Linked DNA regions of Homo sapiens: region 2 is linked to region 1. A link is a loop called in an ENCODE intact Hi-C map of the cell type or tissue named here. Cell type or tissue: Caco-2. All regions are shown on one strand. Region 1 overlaps LIAT1 (ligand of ATE1). Region 2 overlaps VPS53 (VPS53 subunit of GARP complex).

Evidence for each region. Peaks named below come from ENCODE experiments on the same cell type or tissue, not always from the same donor. Only the 100,000 strongest peaks of a DNase experiment are listed, where the experiment ranks them.
Region 2: it touches region 1 in a loop (9-fold over the local background); 30 of 110 quality-filtered maps call a loop at or near these places.

Annotation. Positions count from the first base shown.
Region 1 is chr17:410,864-413,363 of GRCh38, forward strand. LIAT1 (ligand of ATE1) reads left to right here. Exons shown (of 2, transcript NM_001013672.5): 2 at 2,285-2,500. LOC105371430 (a long non-coding RNA gene) reads right to left here. Exons shown (of 3, transcript NR_136407.1): 2 at 2,266-2,500. Among named protein-coding and RNA genes, the nearest start is that of LIAT1, 1.8 kb to the left of the region's middle. In Caco-2, a CTCF peak has its summit at 1,562 (motif pointing right); DNase peaks (open chromatin) are centred at 308 and 1,557; H3K4me3 peaks cover 217 bases.
Region 2 is chr17:686,377-688,876 of GRCh38, forward strand. All of the region lies in intron 4 of VPS53 (VPS53 subunit of GARP complex), which reads right to left. Among named protein-coding and RNA genes, the nearest start is that of VPS53, 27 kb to the right of the region's middle. In Caco-2, no CTCF peak of the experiment used is centred here; no DNase peak of the experiment used is centred here.

The DNA.
Region 1 (2,500 bases):
AGACCCCTACAGATATCCACCATTCCTAAGAGCCTTCCAGCCCCACACAAAGACACCCTCTCAACTTCCTAATCCCTCAGCCAAAACTGGCAGTCTTAAACGTCTGCGCCTTCCCCACAGAGGCCCTCCTCACAAGACACTTTCCCCACCCCAAACACATTGATGCCACATGAAAGGCCCTCACTCTCATGCACAGAGAAGGGCAGACTCCTGCCTCCCCTCCTCCCACCCTCTTGCGTTAAGGCTGCCTGCCTGTGGATGCGCGGTAGACACCCACACCCACAGACGTGTGTATTAAAGGTCCTCGCTGCATGGGCTCCCCCTCGCACCCACCAAGGGGCAGCCTTGGACTGCACAAACCCCATGACACCAGTCACTGTGACATCCTCCTATAATCCCTGACACCCTCAACCACTCCCCGCTTCATATCAGTGTAACACCCACAGTGAAACTAAAGGGCGGGGGACACCCTCAACCACTCCCCCCACCTTCTATCAATGTAACACCAACAGTGAAACTAAAGGGCGGGACGCAGTGGCTCACACCTGTAATCCGAGCACTTTGGGAGGCCGAGGTGGGAGGATCACTTGAACCCAGGACTTCCAGGCTGCAGTGAGCTATGATCGCACCATTGCACTCCAGCCTGGGCAACAAGCAAGACCCTGTCTCTCAAAAAAACAAACAAGAAAACTAAAGCACAGATCCCCCTCATGCACACACATTCCTAGTCTACACACACAGACTGTTAATACGTTATCCATTCGCGTGTGTAGTCATATGCAGGCAGGAATTGCAGTCTCTCTCAGGGACACCTTCACAAACACACATACCCTACCTGCCATAAACCCCAGTCCCTACATCTCACCAAGCTCTTCTTGTAGAACCCCTACATTTCTTGACAAGGGGACTGAGCACCCACTTTGAGGAGAGAGAGCACAGCAGTGACAGAGAATGCAGGTGCCCGTGAGTGCTGTGAGGCCACTGTCGCCCGTGTGGTCCACCTCAGTGGCTTTGGCTGTCTGGGAGAGGGCTCTAAGCTCCAGTTCTGGGGCCTGGCCCTCTGTGGCAGAGCTGGCACCAAGGCAAGCAGGAGGCAGAGTGGCAGCCTCGCCCATATGGACCGTGCAGTGTGGGAAGGGAGCAATGGGAAGATGATAAGTACTTCTCAGGCGTAATACAAAGGCAAGAAAATTCTGCAGTTCAGGTCAAGAAGCCCTGTGTGGCTGGGCACATGGCTCACGCCTGTAATCCCAGCACTTTGGGAATTCAAGACCAGCCTGGCCAACATGGTGAAACCCCGTCTCTACTGAAAATACAAAAATTAGCTGGGCATGGTGGCAGGCACCTAGAATTGCTTGAACCTGAGAGGCGGAGGTTGCAGTGAGCCAAGATTGTGCCACTGTGCTCCAGCCTGGGTGGCAGAGTGAGACTCAGTCTCAAAAAAAAAAAAAGCCCTGTGTGTATCTGCAAAAAGAAATTTGGCAGTTCATTGTCCTTTTGGCGTAGCTTTTCACTGTAGAAATTACAGTGACATGTGCCTCATACCATCAGCAGGGGGCACCAGATAGTTTCCAGGGCGTAGCAAGGGAGGGAAATGTCAAAAGATGATTTCTTTCTCTCTCCCCTAAAATAAAAGGACGAGCTGATGAAAGAACCACAATTTGTAGCATTTTATGTGCATGTTAAATAATTCTGAAGTGCTATTGATGTTAAAAAAAAAAATCAGTACAAGCCATACAGCAGAAGTATTTCTGGCTTGGCATAATACTGCTTTCAGTCAAATTTAGGAAGCTTTTCTGTTGTTTTCCGTTCCTTCCATCATAAAGTGTCTAGACTAGGGTAGAGTCACAGACTCCCAGAACTGGGAATGGCCGTGGTGAGCACATGGCGAGGATGGATGAGGGCAGCACGGCCCAGTGGAAAGAATGGGGCATTGGGGGCCCAGCCTGCACTCAGGTCCCAGCTCTGCCACTCGCTCATGACATTGGCAAGTTCCTGAACCTTTTGGAGCTTCGGTTTCCTCACCCGAAGAATAGGGCCGATCGCCTTTACCCAGACGGCCTGGCTCAGACTGTGTGCTCAATGAATGGTTCCTCCTGCCCTGAAATGATTTCAGCAAAATCACACAGGCAGGTGGGCACGAGGCTGGTGGGCTTGGCAGCCTGAGCCCTGGGTACGGAGGGGCCCCCATCCTCCTCTTCCATCTTGGGTGATTTTGGCACCATCCCCAGCAGGCCAAGGTCAGACATTGCCACAAACACTAACCTGCTCATCTACTCAGCAGATAAACATCAGAGTCAGAGCCTGAAGAGCCAGCCGCTTTCTTCCTCCTTTCATGACATCTTAAGTCCTTGCAAAGAGCGTGGCCCGAAACCAGAGCACAGACAGAGCAAAGTGGAAAAGAAGCACCTCCCTTCTGACTCCTCCACCGTCAGCCTCCCCGACTTTGCCGAAATAGAGAACCTTGCGAATCGGATCAACGAAAGTCTGCGTTGGGATG
Region 2 (2,500 bases), 280 kb after region 1:
TATCTGCAGTCTCAAATTTCAAAAACAATACAAATAATAAATTCTGTTGTCAAGTGGAATGTTTATTTTAACTATAGGGTGATATTGCATGTCACGCCAGGCAAACATCTAATGGAGGTCTTGAAGACAGGACAAGAGAAATGAACCTTTGACCACCACTGTTGCCACAGCAGATATTCTGGACCATAGGTAAGCTGTGCCGCCATTTTTATTCACAGAGAACAGCACGCTGAAGGCAGTAAGGGGCCTGGGATAATTCAGAACAAGTAAACCTGGAGTTGCTTTAAAGCACAGCAGTGGGGCTGGAGAGGAGCTGATGGAGCTGACGGAAAAGCCACAGGAACTCGACAAATACCTGGATGCACGGAACTAGGAAAACTGAAATTCCAGTGGACTGTGTATCAGCAGCACTGGTGTTCCTGCCATTTACTAAACATGAGTGAGCCCAACATTGTGCAAAAAAGGTGTTTTAAAATACATTTATTCTAGGCCAGATGTGGTGGCTCATGCCTGTAATCCCAGCACTTTAGGAGGCTGAGGCAGAAGGATTGCTTGAGGCCAGGAGTTTGAGACTAGCCTGGGCAACATAGCGAGACCTCATCTACACAATACTTAAAAATTACATTAGCTGGGCGCAGTGGCTCACGCCTGTAATCCCAGCACTTTGAGAGGCCAAGGTGGGCAGATCACCTGAGATCAGAAGTTCAAGACCAGCCTGGCCAACATGGTGAAACCCTGTCTCTACCAAAAATATAAAAACTAGCCAGGCGTGGTGGTGGTCGCCTGTAATCTCAGCTACTTGGGAGGCTGAGGCAGGGAGAATCACTTGAACCCAGGAGACGGAGGTTGCAGTGAGCAGAGATCGTAACACGGCACTCCAGCCTGGGTGACACAGCAAGACTCCAGCTCAAAAAAAAAAAGCCAGGTGCGGTGGCTCATACCTGTAATCCCAGCACTTTGGGAGGCTGAGGCACGCAGATCATGAGGTCAGAAGATCGAGACCATCCTGGCCAACATGGGGAAACCCCATCTCCACTAAAATACAGAAAATTAGCCGGGCGTGGTGGCACATGCCTGTAGTCCCAGCTACTCAGGAGGCTGAGGCAGGGGAATTGCTTGAACCCAGGAGGCAGAAGCTGCAGTGAGCCAAGATCGCACCAATGCACTCCAGCCTGGAGAGAGAGCAAGACTCAGTCTCAAAAAAAAAAAAAAAAAGATGCGCATGGTGGCATGTGCCTGTGGTCCCAGCTACTCGGGACGCTGAAGTGAGAGGATCACTTGAGCCCACGAGGTTGAGGGCGCAGCGAGCTGTGATTGCACCACTCCACTCTAGCCTGGGCAACAAAGTAAGACCCTGTCTCAAAAACAAATAAATAAATAAGTGGATAAATAAAATAAAGTATATTAATTCTAATCCCCCCTAACCCTGAGGTACGTATTATTATCTCCATGTCACAGATGGAAAGTTAAATATCTTGTCCAAGGTCACACAGATAACAGCAGAGACAAAATTTAAATTCAAAGCTCAAGTTTTTTTCACTTTACCAAGATGCCATCCAATGTTACATCACTGAAGATATCTAACTACACCAATCCTTAGAGAATTGAAATAAAATGCCCAGTCCTTCACTGTACATAGAGGAGAGAAGATAGCTATTTGGATTCCTTATAGCTTTTCTAAAAATGAGGGATTTTAGAGGATACGTGGCAAAGTGTTCCAAATATGCCGCAGACATGTCTCCCTGCCAAAAAAGCGCTATCAAGGTGATATGATTTGGCTGTGTCCCCACCCAAATCCCTACATGTCATAGGAGGGACCTGGTGGGAAGTCACTGAACCACGGGGTGGTTTCTCCCATTCTATTCACGTGATAGTAAGTTCTCACAAGATCTGATGGTTTTGTAAGAGGCTTCCCCCTTCGCTCAGCTCTCATTCTTCCTCTCTCCTGCCACCTTGTGAAGAAGGATGGGTTTGCTTCCCTTTCCACCATGATTGTAAGTTTCCTGAGGCATCCCCAGCCCTGCAGAAATGTGAGTCAATTAAACCTCTTTCCTTTATAAATTACCCCGTCTAAGGTATTTCTTCATAGCAGTGTGAGAACGGACTAATACACAAGGCTTGTGTGCAATAAACAGGATGAAGAATGGTAGTGAGGCCAAACCCAGTTGCACTACATTGTTAAACAGTTAACGGACATTTTATGAGTCCCCGCCTCAACTACAACCAGTAGCACTCTAGAAGCAGGCAAAATGAACAGTCGCCCGCCCCGCCTCAACTACAACCAGTAGCACTCTAGAAGCAGGCAAAATGAACAGTCACCGGATTCAACTTGACAAAGGCAAGCCAACCTTGACCTCTGCACTAGACGTAAGAAATCCTGGTTGGGAAATGACTGTGAGCCCGAATCAAAACTCTGCCCCTACAAAAGGCTGATCTAACAACCCGACTCCAGGGCTGCCCCACAGATCACGGTGTTCAGGGCACTCCCAGGTCATGTCCA